2 separate regions of the Mus musculus genome follow, and region 2 is linked to region 1. Evidence: chromatin loops called from intact Hi-C (ENCODE). Cell type or tissue: left cerebral cortex. All regions are shown on one strand.

Evidence for each region. Hi-C counts contacts between places; a loop is a spot of excess contacts. Peaks named below come from ENCODE experiments on the same cell type or tissue, not always from the same donor. Only the 100,000 strongest peaks of a DNase experiment are listed, where the experiment ranks them.
Region 2: it touches region 1 in a loop (1.9-fold over the local background); 3 of 42 quality-filtered maps call a loop at or near these places.

Annotation. Positions count from the first base shown.
Region 1 is chr1:55,763,851-55,771,850 of GRCm38, forward strand. No RefSeq gene overlaps it. Among named protein-coding and RNA genes, the nearest start is that of Gm32949, 120 kb to the right of the region's middle. In left cerebral cortex, no CTCF peak of the experiment used is centred here; a DNase peak (open chromatin) is centred at 3,053.
Region 2 is chr1:55,811,902-55,819,901 of GRCm38, forward strand. No RefSeq gene overlaps it. Among named protein-coding and RNA genes, the nearest start is that of Gm32949, 73 kb to the right of the region's middle. In left cerebral cortex, no CTCF peak of the experiment used is centred here; no DNase peak of the experiment used is centred here.

The sequences.
Region 1 (8,000 bases):
GTTTCAGAACACAATAAGTAGATGCTGCTGTTCCTTGAGGCCCAAGTAAGGAAAGACACATGGCAACTCTTCTGTGGTGAGGTTTACAAAACATAGCCTTTTTCTTTAGCTATAAACACATATGCTGGATTCTACTCTTAAAACTAGAGAAGTTTAAAGTCAAATTATGTTAAAAGAAAACAAAAGAGCTGGTAGTCACCCTTTAATGCCAAACTTTCCTACTGTTGGATCTGCCTATCCCCTAACTTACCTTTTACTAGACAGCATCGGATTTCCCCAGAGAGGTCAGATTCCAAGGGCTCACCACACCCTACTCTTCCACTCATCATTGTCTCCTCCAAAGTCCAATCTATAACTAAGACTTCACAACATTGCCTCCTACATGTATCTTCCCGCTCTTACCTCACAGCCTCTCTTGCCTTACTAGCAGTATTGAAGTATCTTTTAAGTAAGCATTCATACTTTTTACCTAGTAGTAAAAATGAATAAAAAGATATGTGTATTTTTCTGTCCACCTACAAGTGTGTATGTATATAGCTGTGAGATGTTTCTGTTTGAAACCCTTGAATAACATAGATTGCACTGAAACCAACATTCTCAAACATGGCTGTGACCTCCAAGCTCTGGTGCCACCACCTTGCTGCACCTCTTCTGCTGCCCCTTGGCTAGCACAGTCTAGTCTCCAGCCCACAAAGCTATTGCTCCCTCTGTATTAGGTCTTTTTCTTGGAGAAACATGTTGAATATGTAATTTCTTTGTTTCTTTCAGATATCCTCTTGTCAGAAGGACCTTCCTTGACCATATACTGTTCAGCAATGTCCCCCAAATACTCCCCAGGTCTTTATTATTTGGTTTCTTTGGAACATTGTGTTCATTTAAAGGTCAGCCCCTCCCAGGGAAATACAAAAACCACAAACACAGAGACCTCATCTCACTCATCACTCTGATTCTGGACTCAAACACAGAGCCTGGCACATAGGAGATGCCCTAACTGTTCCATGAACATGATAAATATAAAGGGAACTAAAACACAAATTCAATATATTAGGCTACCCTTTACATAGCATGTGTGCTGAGAGTGTTTTCTGTGTGTCAGAGAAGATTCCTGGAAGAAGACAGTTATCTTCAGTGGACAAATAAGAGACTTATGTCAAACAAATGAAGGATCAACTTTTTCAAACTTTGTGAAGTCCAAGATGGTTCCTCTGTGCTGCTGTATGTTGGGAGGATGTAAAAAAGCTTTGGGTTTCTATAAAGGCTTGCAATTGAGGGCTTGTCTTGAATCTCAGGTGAGTCTATGAACTGGGACTTCAAAGAAATGCTCAAATTTTGGGGATTCTGGGGATGAACCACTTGCATTTTGTGTGAGGACATGGGCAGGACTCTGAAGAGTCAAGCATTGAAATAATATGGTTTAGATAAGAAATCTCCTCCCAAAAGTCTAGTGCTGAAGGCTTGGTTAGCTGTATGTTCCAGGGTGGAGCTTTTAGGACGGGTATGAACCCTGAAGGCATTGATCTAACTTATGATTATTGGGAGTAGGTAAGAATTGTGGAAAGTGGGACCTGGCTGGAGGAAGTGGGTGGATAGGGGTGCGTATTTGGCTACCTCTCACTCTGACCCTTGTTTGTCTTTTTCTTGGCTTCCAACCTGCCAAGAGATAAGCACTTTCTTCTGTCCTGTGGTCCCACTGTCATGATGTCTGTCTTACAGTCATCCAGTAGCAGTGGGGACAGCTGAGCAAGGGCCCAAACTCCCAAAGCCACAAGGCAGATTCCAGAATGAATCTTTGACATTTAAGATGTTTACCTAGATTATTTGTCACATTGATGAAAAAAACAAAAAAAAATTTGAACAATCATAAATAGCTGAGAACTGTACAATGCAATGCATGTGATTTAAGTGACAAAACAAAAAGCAAGAAGGGTGCTGTTTTTGGTATGATGGGACCTCTATCCCTTCAAAACCATGTAGACTTATTCCAAAGAAAGCCACCATGTGGTTTGAGTACCATGTGACATGGTCTGATTATCTGAGCAATTAAGACATTAATTCAATAATGATTTATTAAGGTACCCGATTCAAGAAGCATTAGAATAGGTCTGGAAAGTTGGTGCTGAGCAAATTAGAGTTATTCTCTGACCAGTGTATAGTTGGTATGGAATACAGAAAGCTAGAAAAAGCAATTGATGCACATCTTCTTGACAAAGTAAATTAATAAAGATGAGAGAGGATACAGTGGCATGCAAAGAACACAGGCTCGAGATTGCGTTCCTTAGGTTCTCTCCTACATCCTGGATATACTAGACATTGGAGTTTGGAATCTGTAAAGTAAGAGTTATAACAACACACATCTCACAAGCCTGTGGAGAAGGGAAGGTGAGTGTCACAAATGTTTCATCATTGACAGTGAAAGTGGAATTTTAATGTCACGATGAAGGAAGCACAGGACATCTCCTAAGCCCACAGGTAATTTTTCGAGATAATATAGCAGAATTCTGGGAAGATAGAGGACCCAGGAGAGGACCCAAGAATGAAGGACCCAAGGTCATGAAATGGTTCTTGAGGTTCCTAGAACAGAGTTTGTTTACAGGATTTGTTCATAAAGACAGTATGAGCCGGGCAGTGGTGGCACATGCCTTTAATCCCAGCACTTGGGAGGCAGAGGCAGGCAGATTTCTGATTTCTGAGTTCAAGGCTAGCCTGGTCTTCAGAGTGAGTTCCAGGACAGCCAGGGATATACAGAGAAATCTTGTCTCAGAAAAAACAAAATAAGACAAAACAAAACAAACAAACAAACAAAAACAATAAAGAAGACAGTATGACTATATAGGGATCTATTTATTATAAGCCAATGAAGAAAAAGCAACTCAGTTCAAAAGTTGGCAAACCACATGAGTTGATGTCTCAAGAAATGACAAAGTAGGAAGAGCTTATATCCATTAGCTATCAGGGAAATTAAACCAAACCCACATTGAGATAGCACTTGGCAGTTATCATCATGGCCCTCACCCAGAAAACAGAAATAACAAGTGTTGGTGAGAATGTGGATATAATTGGAACTGTCTGGGATGGCTACTGAAAAACGAAACTGGAACAGCTGCTTGGAAAGCAGCTTGGTACTTCCTCAAAAGGTCAAGCAGGGTTAGCACACTCTACACTGTAACTTTAATGTTCTCAAGCCTCATTTTTAATGATGGTTCTTAAACTTTAACCTCCCTTTCAGCCTACCACCCACCAGAGGTAGTAGGAAAGAAAGAATACTTGTGTGTGTATGTGTGTGGGTGGGTGGGTGGCAGTAAGTGGACCTGTTTAGAAAGGTTCTTTGGAGCAACTCCCATATGTGCTATCTGGAAATCATCAGTTCAGTTCACAGGTCAGCAGTGGTAGCTCGAACCACTCACAAACACTTCAAGAATAAACCAGCAGTCTAGTATGGTAGAGTCGGGATAGCAAACAGGAATCAGCAGTGGTGTTACTATGTAGCAGAGACAGTCAGGCCTCAACATCAGCACAAGTCAGCAAGAGGGACCCGGAGGGACACCAGAAGTTCTCAACTGAGCTTCTCTCAGCAAAGCAAAGATCAGCAAGACCCATAAGCCTTGCACAACTAGCTCTACAAGCAAGCCTAGCTCAGCCTCCCATCTGTCCTGTCTGTCCTGTCCTTTTTATAACCTCCAAACGTCACTGTCCTCCACGAGTCTTGCCTCAGCACATGCATCTGTCTCAGCTGACATCACTCTGCCAATTAGCCAGAGTCCTTGGAAGCAGCAAGAAACTGCAGCACACCACCAGAAGTTTCTTAGTGTGTTTCTCTCTATGGAGTCCCAACCAATGCAGATCAATTAAGCAATGTAAGGAGGACCAATACATGTGTGTCCTTAGCAAATAATCCATCGCATGCCGTTTCACATGCTCGCTTTAGCAGAACATCTTTTTTCCTACGTCTACTTCAGCTAAATGTTCCTTCACATGTTTGCCCCAGCAAAACACTATCCAACCAACTTTCCAAAGAACCCTTAAGTTTCAACTTCACAACATCTAGATATGTATCCAAGAGAAATGAAAATATAGATCCACACAGAGAACATCATCCACAGCAGGAATATCCATGACATATACAGAGTGGAAATAAGCCTGGACTGCCTTTATGTAAATGAAGTCATGAGATGGTCTGACATTTGGTCAAACAATATTCTGGGTATTTATACTAAGGTGCTTTTAGATGAGACCCACATGTAAATTTGACTCAATAAAGCATATTGTCTTTCTTGGTATGTGTGTGTGTGTTTCAGTGAGTAAGAATGTAAACAGAAAAAAAAATTCTATTGAACAGGGTGAATTCAAGATGGATGGCTTTCTAAGTGGAAACTCAGCTTTCTTCCTGCCTGAAACATGGCTCACTATAGGCTACTGACCTCTGGAATTAACCATCTAATACTCTAAATCACCAGCTTGCTGCTTCAACCTGAAGATAGTGGGGTTTATCAGCTTCCATTACAGTATGAGTCAATCATATATTATATATAATTTAATTATATAATGTGTAATTATATACATAATATAATTCATAATACATGAAATATAAAATGTGATATGTAAACTGTGAACTGTGATATGTGATATATGATATATGATTATATAAAATATAGTGTGGTAAGTGGTGTTTGGTATATAGTGTGTGGTGTCTGATATGCAATGTGCGATGTGCAATGCATAATATGTAATATATATGAAACAAGACAAAGAGCTCATATACCTATTGACTAATGAATAAATAAACTATGACATAACAATACTGGAGAACCACTTCAGCTATAACAAAGAATGAATAACTGGCAGATTCTACAACATGGGTAAACTTTGAAAACATTTTCTAAGTGAAAAAGCCAGATACAAAAGGATATACATTCTATGATTCTATTTCCAAAAAAAAAAAAAAAAGTCCTGAAATGGCTAATGCACAGGTTTCCCATGTAATAGAGTATGGGAGGATATGAAGCTTAATCAATAGTGAGTAGGTAGAGGGTCTTTTAGATGAAGATAAAATGTTCTAAATTTAGGCCATGGTGAAACTGCATACCTCATTACTAATAGTTTATAATTCATTTCTGAATATGCTCACAATTACTGTAAGCACCAGTTGTTTGAAGGGATGTGCTATATAGATTACATCTCCATAAAACATACAATTAAATTATTGGTTTGAGTTTGTTTAGATGGTCAGGGCGGCTCTGAAGAACAAAAAAAAGGGGGGGGGATAAGACAGAAATCTAGCAATGGCCAGATCTGTTCGCTGCTATCTGGGACCTGGTATCCAAGTAGAGGGCTCAAACTCAACAAGACCAAGATGTATCCATTTCCCCTACTGGAGAATGGAGAATAAATAAAAATAGCTACAGATGCAAATGTGGTTGCTGGTTTCTTGTCAAGAACATGAGTAAATTTATCTTTAGGCAGTTTCTACCTTTTACATTAAATGGTAGCTCAAGAAGTCAGAGACCTGGGGAGAATTGAGGCTGTGTAGATGGCTTCCAAGTAGCATGGCTAGGATGAAAGAACCATGCTGTAAATAATAGTCCCAGGGAAAGGAGTCAATGAAGGATGGTTGAATGGAATAGGAGGTCCACAGAGATGTAGTCACAGTAAGGATGCTAGAGGCCAGTCTAGAGAGGTGACAAGCTCTTGGGCCTAGACAATAGCTGGGAGGCTAATGACGATCAGTCAGGGCTGAAGGAGATGTTAGGAGATGGAGTTTAGGAGATGGAATTTAGGAGAGCAGTATTTTGTGAGTGAAAGAAGCAGATGGGCAGGAGGATAATCCACAGATTCCAATGTGAAATTTTTCATGGTGTCTTAGATGTTTATATTTTGGATAAAGACCATTATCAAAAGCAAACTGGGGAAGAGAGAGTAGTTAATTTAAATTTACAGCTTAAAATCCACCATGTAGGGAAGTCAGGGCATTAAATAAATGCAGGACCCTGGAGGCAGGAACTGAAGCAAAGGCCATGGAGGAGTCCTACTTATTCTCTATAGCTTGCTCAGACTGCTTTCTTATACAAACCTGGACCACCTTCCTAGGTGTGGTGCTGCCCACATGCATCAGTAATCAAGAAAACACTCTGTAGACTTGTCTGTAGACTATGCTAATGGAGGGAATTTTCAATTGAGATACTCACTTTCCAGGTGAATCTAGATGTGACAAGGTGGCAACTAACCAGCACACAGGGATAGACAGCAGGGTGTTGTAGAAGTTATGGGTCTTGGCCAAAGGGTAAATTTTGCTTAGAAGATTCAAATTCTAGTGGAGAGATCCAAGGTTTATTATTACTGGGATATTAGCAGTGGTTAACTATATGGCAATAAACATTGAACTTTGCATGCAATATAATGGATTTAAGTCTGGGAGGTAGATAACAGCTGGAAGAGCCTGTGTAGCTCTCTACATAAGTCATTGAGTAAGCTGCTGAGAGTGCCAGAAGGTGTTGTGTGGTATGACAGTTGCACATAAGTCACAATGGAGGTGCTGGTGTCAGCCTGATCTGCCTGCTCTCTAACAGAGCTATGTGTGGAGCAGAAATGGATGAGACTTCTTTGGGGAGTTTTGAGGTGAGGTAATAGCAAATATGCAGTCATTAAGATTGTTTTAGTCAGGGTTTTACTGCTGTGAACAAACACTATGACCAAGGCAACTCTTAGAAGGATGGCATTTAATTGGACCTGGCTTACAGGTTCAGAAGTCCAGTCCATTATCATCAAGGCAGGAGCATGGTAGTGCCCATGCAGGCATGGCTCTGAAGGAGCTGAGATTTCAATATCCTGTTCTGAAGGCAAACAGGAGAAGACTGGCTTCCAGGCAGCTAGAACAAGGGTCTTAAAGCCCATGCCCACAGTGACATACATCCCCCAACAAGGCCATACCTCCAAATAGTACCACTCCCTGTGCCAAGCATATTCAAACAATGGCATTCTAGCCATGGTTCCCATAGGCCTATACACATATATTACTCTATGGGAGCCATACCTACCATAGCATAATGCAAAATACATTTGGTCCAACTTTATAAGTCCCTGTAGTCTATAGTAATCTCAACAATGTTTTTTTTTGTTTGTTTGTTGATTGATTGGCTGTTTTGTTTTATTTTGTTTTTGTTTTTCCAGACAGGGCTTCTCTGTATAGCTCTGGCTGTCCTGAAATTCACTCTGTAGACCAGGCTGGCCTCCAACTCAGAAATCCTCCTGCCTCTGCCTCCCAAGTGCTGGGATTAAAGGCATGTGCCACCACTGCCTGGCTGGTCTCAACAATGTCAAAAATCCAAAGTTCAAAGTTTCTTCTTAGATTCATTCATTTAACTGTAATTCCTAAAGCAAGACAGGAAACCAGAAAGACAAACTCTTAACTCTGTATCTCCATGTCTGATGTCAAAGCAGTCTTCTTATCTCCAACTCCTTTTCCATCTTTGTTGACTGCAACAAGCTTCTTTCTCCTGGGCTGGTTCCATTCCCCGTTATCAGCATTCTTCAGGAGATATCCTATGGCTTTGGCATCTCAAAGATCTTGGGTTCTCTAAGGCAACATCAATGTTACAACTTCTTGTTCCAATGTCTGTGATCCACATATAATCTTCTGGTTTCCTCCAAAGAGTTTTATATATCCAGATCTGCCCTCTGTAACACTCTAGGCTCTGGTTGACTCTGATGTGGCAACTGTTCTTGGTGATCATCCCATGGTACTGGTATCTCCAATATCCTGAGTCTCTCATAAGCTTCCTATATGGTGCCAAGTCTCAAACTCCTTTCCATTACCCCTTCAGTCCTTGGCCATCAACTACAACTGAAGCCGTACCTTCACCAATGGCCTTCCTTAGTTCCTGACAGTGCCAAGCCTCTGCTACTCTCCATGACCCCTTCATACTTTTAAAACCAGTAGTACTACGTGGGTGATTCTTACACATTACTAAGTTCAGTTGCAGCATGAGGTACAACCTTGATTATCC
Region 2 (8,000 bases), 48 kb after region 1:
TCCCCTACCCCATCTCAAATTCATGTCCGTTTATTTATTTGAATATTAAATTAATATAGCTGAGTAAATTTAGTGTTACTTATATGTATATGACTTCCGGGCTGCAGGTAGTCCCTAACATTATTTTTTAAAATTTTTTATTAGATATTTTCTTCATTTACATATCAAATGCTATCCTGAAAGTCCCCTATACCCTCCCTCCATCCTGCTACCCTACCCACCCACTCCCACTTCTTGGCCCTGGCATTCCCCTGTACTAGGGCATATAAAGTTTGTAAGACCAAGGGGCCTCTCTTCCCAATGATGGCCGACTAGGCCATCTTCTGATACATATGCAGTTAGAGACAGGAGCTCTGGGGGTACTGGTTAGTTCATATTGTTGTTCCACCTATAGGGTTACAAACCCCTTCAGCTCCTTGAGTACTTTCTCTAGCTCCTCCATTGTGGGCCCTGTGTTCCATCCAATAGCTGACTGTGAGCATCCACTTCTATATTTGCCAGGCACTGGCCTAGCCTCACAGGAGATAGCTATATCAGGGTCCCTTCAGCAAAATCTTGCTGGCGTATGCAATAGTGTCTGTGTTTGGTGGCTGATTATGGAATGGATTCCCGGGTGGGGCAGTGTCTGGATGGTCCTCCCCATCCCCCCAAGCCACCTCACAGAAGACAAACAGCAAGGCCAGCTCTCCCACCCATTCTTATTCAAACATCTAGTCTTGTACTTGCTGTAGCACCAGGTCTCAGCCTTGAGATCATATCTTCTTCCCTTCTAGTCTACAGCTCAGGCTCTTATGACTTCCTGTGTAGCTGGTATTTCCTTCACTCTCTTCACAGACATTCTTTACTGATAACCTATGCTGACTCACATGCTGGATTTTAAACCTTTCTCTTTCATCTTCCTTTTTCCTTCCTTCCTTTCAAAAATTATTTATTTCATACACTGAAATAAATACAGTACACTGTAGCTGTCTCAGACACACCAGAAAAGGGCACTGGATCCTACTACATGATGGTTGTGAGCCACCAGGTGGTTGCTGGGAATTGAACTCAGGACCTCTGGAAGAGTAGTCAGTGCTCTTAACCATTGAGTCATCTCTCCAGCTCTCCTTTTGCACTTTCATTTGAGTTGCTGCATGAATTGTTGGCAGGTTTCTGTATTAGGTGCTTGGAAATGATTACCATTTACAACAGTAAGTGCCTCAACTTGTTTCTTCTGCTATGTTTGGATTGGTGTTTGGGCTTGGTATACATTTTAGGTTTAATATAATTTGCTCTAGATTTTTGGCATAGCTTTGCTGTCTTCCAGGAACTAAGATTGATAGAGGAAACCCTATACTTCATTTTTTTTCCTTTGTAGCAAATTTTAAATCTCCTTATTTTATTTAATCAGTTCACCATAGAGAACATTCTAGAGTTTTTACTGATTTCATGAGCTGAGGAAACTGACAGATTTCTGAACTGTCTTTTCAAATATATTTGCATGGAGAATATAAAACACACTGTGTGTCCATTTTTATTACAGGGCAGTTGTATGTGTTGTGCAGTACTGGTGCAAGGTTTGGGAGGGTTTGCTTGAAGCCCAGTATACAAAACGTGTGCTTTTCAAGGTCAAAGTTTCTCAGATGTGCTATAACCTTATAGCATTGACAAGACATATCTTGGTTTCTCTTTCTTTTTCTATCATACTTTTCTTTTCCTATGGAGTCAAGAATGTGTGTAAAAAAAAAAGCTACATGAATATAAAACTAATTTTGATTACATTTTTAAAAGTCCTTTATCTCTAATCTAGAAGCATTGTGCTAGAATTTAGGAACTTGTGGCAGGCTAACTTGTTAGTTTGTGAGTTGTATGAGATCTGAGACCCTTTATATCTCTGGACCCTGGTGATATAGTGAAGCCTTTTACATTGTTTTGAAAAGCACTGAATGAGGGGTTTTTTTTTTTCTAAAATTAGGGCTCTCTAGAGAAAGAGACTACTCATTTGTATGCATTATGTGTGTGTATAAGTCAAAGACATGGTTTATTATATGAATTTAGATTATGCAATTATGAACTCAAATGACCTAGCATCTTCAATCTGGTGTCCCAGGTGAGCCAATGGGTACTTCCAGGCTATATTCAAAGTCCATAAACATGGGAGAAACCACAGTCTGAAAGGGAGGGGGCACAGAACCAAAGCAGCTGATATGAGCATATCAGTGAGTCTGAGCATAGAAGCAGGGAGATGCTTAGGTCAAGCAGGAAATGCTTGGTCTTAGCTTTCACTATTTTGCTTAATTCTTTAGTGGTTTGGTTCAGCCACCAGTGCTAGTGAGGAAGACAGGTTACCATACTCTCCAGATTCAAATGTCCCTATCTTGAAACACCTGAAGAGACTCAGAGTAAAGTTCAACAGGAGATATGTGCATCCCATGACGCTGTCAAGCTGACGCACAAAAGTGTCATTTCCTTCATCTTTTACATCTGAAGCCTCCCGTTCTTCAGTTCATGACAGCTTCTCACACTATTGGTTTTCTTCCTATTTTCACTGGACTCTCACTTTTAGACGTTATGTTAGTTAAATGTTGGACCATCTGTAGGCGAGTCCATTTTAAAAATGTCTTATATCTTATTTAGATGTCTTTGTATTCTATTTTTCTAGTTTATCTTGAATTGATATGTCAGTACTAAGTTAAAGTTCTTATTTTCAAGTAGTTATGGATCCATATCCAGTGGTTAGAAGTGATATGGTGAGATCAAGCCTCTGTGTTTTGCTGGTTACCATCAATTGCAATATTTTGCAAAAACTACAGTGTGACATCACATATAGGACAATGACATTAAGATGCAGAAGAAAGACTGTCTTTAATTAAAGGATCCTTCAGCCAAGTCTGTCATAGCCAGTTCCACCTCCTTTCCCTCCCGTATGCTGTAGTCCCAATAATCACGAATTCATCATCATTTTTACATGTTTGTCGTTTCAAGAATGAAATAAATAGAATCATATAGTGTGTAAAGATTTTATATTGCTAGTTTCGCTTAGTTTAGTTTCCCCAAGCATCGTGCAAATTGTGTATATTGTTTTCTTCTTATGGCTGGCTGAGATAGCACAGTACGGAGAGTCCACAGTTAATTTAACAATTCGATTAATGAAGGACATTTGAGTTGTTTCTAGTTTTGAATATTATAAATACAGCTACTGTGAAAGTTCTTTTACAGATTGTTATGTAACTTTTTATCATAAGCCTTGAATGTGTGAGATTAGTGATTCAAAATATAATTGCAGGGTACCTATGGTGGTTGCATATTTAATTTTATAAGAAACCTTTCCAGACTATGTGTCTAGTTCCACTAGAACACTGTTTATCTAATCTTCATCAGGATATTTTTATTCTAATTGAATTGAATATTATAGCTGATACCTAGATATTCCAAAGACCTGCAAATTTGCCTTTATCATAGTAAGTGCATTCATAATATTGTTATAAGGAAGATATTTACAAATTTAAATTCATAATACTGGTTTAAACAATCCAAAGTACTCTAGCACTTGGAAACCAGTGGACAAGTTGCTGTAACTTACAGGCCAAAGAGTTCCAGGCCAGCTTTCTAGACTACATCAGGATCCTGGCTCAAAAAATTCAGAATAGCCACAATTGTATTCTATGTAGATAATTAGAACAGTTTATCATTATAAATGTAAATTAAGGCAAATATAGGAATAGAGGCTTATTTTCATATATATTTTGGAAATTTATTTCTACTCAAGACATATAGAGTATGTATTTTTACATAAATGTCACCTTTCCCTCTTTGTGATAAGTTCAAAGTTACAGTGTCCAAGTTTTTGTGCTTATAAGGTAAGGTGGTCTATGAAATGGAGGACAGTGAGATGGTCCTTCTTGATCAAGATTTCCATTCATGCTTGGGCTAAACACTAATGAAGAATCTTTCAAGGTTTGACACTGGGTTTCATTAACTATGGGCTCCTCTGGGCACTGACTTTGTTTAACTCTCTATATCTCTGTGGGATTTCTAGTGTTCAGCATCTAGAAGCAGGTTCTCCAGTACACCCACACCCACACCCACACACACACACACACACACACACACACACACACACACACATGAGAGAGAGAGAGAGAGAGAGAGAGAGAGAGAGAGAAGGGAAATACCCAGAGACTTACACACTCATACACAGAGGCACACACTCACTCACCTACTCAAACACATACACACACAGAGACTTACAGACACTAACAGACACACATACAGACACAAACCTACAGACACACACAGAGACACAGAAACACATCAGACAGACAGACAGACAGACAGACAGACAGACAGACACACACACACACACACACACACACACACACACACACAAACATGCTCACACATACTCACACACACAGCCACACTGCTAGGATTCTGGATCCATGAAGGTGTTCTTGCTCCCACCCTGCCTGATTCCAGAGTTACTGAAATAGCCACTCCTCCAGTGTTCATCATCAAGCTCCTTCAGAGGAGGAAAGACCTGGGATTTCGGCCACTTCATGTTCAGGCTTTTAGTTAATTCTGCTTAGGGCAGAGCTGTCTTCCAGGTCTTCCCCTGAGAGTCTGCGGTCTCACTTTGCACAAGTGTGGGTGGATGGCATTCGCTCGCTGCCTCTGTGTAGCCCCTTCTGCTGCCCTCTTGGTTTGCTGTGCCATATTCGTGTGGCATCACTTCTCCTTCCTCTCAGAGGCCCGTGACTCTTGTTTCCATCAATCTTTCACTATATCTATGTTTGACTTCTAGTCTATGACCTTTTTTGTCCTTTGATCCCTTTTCAAATGGATTTTATTTTACAATTTAATTGAATTTTAAAGGGAGAGTAACTCATCATGGCATTTTCATTTGGAATTGTTAGCCTTTCTATAGAGTAGTATCTTCCTACAGATAACAGTCAAAACCAACAGAGGCAAATTGTACTAACAGCAATGGGAGAATTTTCTGGAAGGGATTGAGAGTTCCCGACAGAAATAGAACTTACCCAGAATGTTAAAACAATGTGAACAATTGTTTATAGAGGCCCAGATAGGACTTAAGGGATAAACAAAGTGTGTGGCCCTCGGTCCAGTGAGAGTAGAGAGACATTGTTATCTCTAAGAAGAAAAGGAGAAAGATAAAAATAATGTTAGCAGAGCCTGCAGGAGGGATGCTGGCAGGTTATGGAGAGAGGAAGTTATTAGCTAAGAGACAACAAGACATGCAAGAGGAGGGAAGAAATACTCTGGCTTATTTCTGGGTCAACACACCACAGAGATACTTGCACACCCATGTTTATAGTAGCTATATTCACAGCAGCTAAGTTTGGGACCAATCTAGGTGCCATCACCACAGAGGAATGGGCGAAGCTTTTTATAGTTCTAAAGAGCAAAATTATGCCTTTGTAGCATGAGAGATGAAAACAGAGACCACAAGGTTCAGAGAGTTAAGTCAAGGCCAGAAAGACAAATAGTACAAGTTTTCTCTCTATTGTAGTTCCTAGATTTTATATGAATCATAAAGGCATATATGTTTATATGACATGAAAAGTGAACAAAACTGTCCAGGGGAAGAAAGGGGACTAACCAAAGTGCAGGGGTATGATGGAGAGGGTAGGGGCTCTGCAGTAAAGGTACTCAATGTATGCTTGTGTGAAAGTGTTCTTCTGCAACACAGTACTGTGCGACAGGAATATATATTGTGAAACTTGAGTGGTGGGTGTTTGGACTTTGTCATCAGCCGTTGGGTGACCTTCCAGTGGACACCAGGGAGTCAAAGAACCAGAGTCAGAAGAAACCTTGGTGAGTTCCTGGAACCCAGTAGACAGGGGCGAGAGAAATCCAGGTAACAGATCTGGGAAAGGGAAATAAAGAGGGCACCAGCAATATAGGAAATTACCGTAACTGTAGAACCAACATGAGCTGGTAGTCCTCAGAAAGCCTGAGAAGTGCTGCTTTCAGGAACCTCAGCATCTCATTAAAGCTGTGCTGCTGCTATTGTGTGTGGACACAATTTTGTTCCCCATGTCCCCAGTCCCTACACCTCTTGGTTGAAATTACTCCTGAGATTTTGTTGACCATGAGTCGTCCAGCTCACACCCCGTTGCCAGGTGTTGGTGCAATCTATGGTGTAGAGTAGGTAACATCATTTGAATGTAGGGGTCCTCCCACTTTTAGAGAGGGATGCTTATTAAGCAGGTACTCAGAAAGGTGCCAGCTTCTCACATGTGTGTTGAGCAGCTGCTTACACATTCCACACATCTGTCAAACACCAGGGATTTCTCCTTCCTTCTTAGAGCAGAGGAAGCTGGCTTATTTTAGGCATGGTCCCCTAAGGACAACAGTGTAAGAAGTGTGAAGTATGTGTGGAGGAGAGAGTGACAACACTAAGCAAAAGTATACGAACTGTGAGCAGCAAGAACCCGAGCAGCAGCCATTGTGCACAGCAGTAATGATGATCCTGAGGTTACTGCAAAGGGATATCCTTGTTCTTCACTTTATGAAGAACTTATTCTGTCATGGGAATACTGTGTGACATGTCATAGCTTTGCCTACAATGCTAGAATCCTCTGAGAAACCATGCCTTAAAACCTTTTAAACAAAACTTGTGTGTGTGTGTGTGTGTGTGTGTGTGTGTGTGTGTGTGTGTGTGTCCCATGGATGTCAGGAAGGAGTGAATTCCCTAAAGCTCTTGTGAGATGCCTCATGTGGGTGCTGGGAATTGAGGTGTAGTCTTGGAAAATGAGAACAGATTTTTTTCAGGGCTCCCCCCACCCACCCACAGTATAGCTAGTGGCAGTGTGTAAAGCCAAGAATGAGAAAGGTCTAGCTGTGTGCATTGCATAGAGGCCTATGGCCGTGGCAAGATGGAGGACTGGCTCCGCTTTCACTAGAGGCTTCTTTTCATTGGCTTCCAGGTCATTTTATTTCACCCTTGGAGTCCAATCCTGGTCCAGGCTCTGTAACAGGAATGAGTAATCTTTATAAAATGATAGGGCTGTGCTCTTCTAAGTCTAGCATTAAAATTTTGTCTCTCCTTTTATGTCAAACGTGGCTGGAGAAGGATCTGCAAAACTCACTTTGTAAGGACAAGGGGAACTGTGCCTCTCCTAAACAGTTACACATGTACTTCCTGATGCCAGGGCATCTGAGGTGCTCCCTTAAGGTTACCAAGGCACCCAAGATCTTTTTATATAAGGTAAAAGAAAAAATAGATAAATGAAGAAAGGCCATAGTAATTTAGCCAGGAGTAGAACGTAAAACAAGAATAAACAGAACATAATTCAAGATCTCCCTTGTGGTGCCTGCAAGTCTTGCACAAGGCAGATGGGTATAAATAGAGCCCTATTTGTGCTTGGGGATAAGACAGATTATGTTTCTAAGTATTTTGTATATAGTTGGAGAGATCATTGAATGTTTATTTTTAAGCCCCTTTATTATTTACACCAAATTTACTGGCCATGAAACACATTAGATACCAAAGTGTTATTTTTAGCCAAGAAGGAGAAATCTAAATGTTTCTGTTTCAAAGATCCACACTTCTGGTCAGGTCCTGACAAGTCACACATCGGGTCTCCTTTTGGAGATAGACGATTGTTTGGTAGTTTTGGTCAGGGAAGAAAGCTTACATGGATTTATCAGAGGGTAATTAGTAGATCAGAATCACAGAAAAGGCTAAAGATAAGCTCTAAAGGTCCAAAGGCCACCACAAAGCTACTGAATGGGGAACAGAAGTGGGGAACTAGGCTGTGGTACTACAGGCAGGAGGCTAGCGTGACCAGAAGGCCTACACAACAGTACATGTCGATCAGTCGGAGAGTTGCCTGGAGCCCCAGATGCAAAGGGGACTGTGTAATACAACTGTTTAGCTTCCAGGGGAGCTCACTAATGGGCACACAGCATGTTTTACTTATGGGTTTCCCTAGCATGGATACAAAGATTGCTCAGTTTCTGCCACTATAAATCTGCCATGAAAATTCTCCAGGACT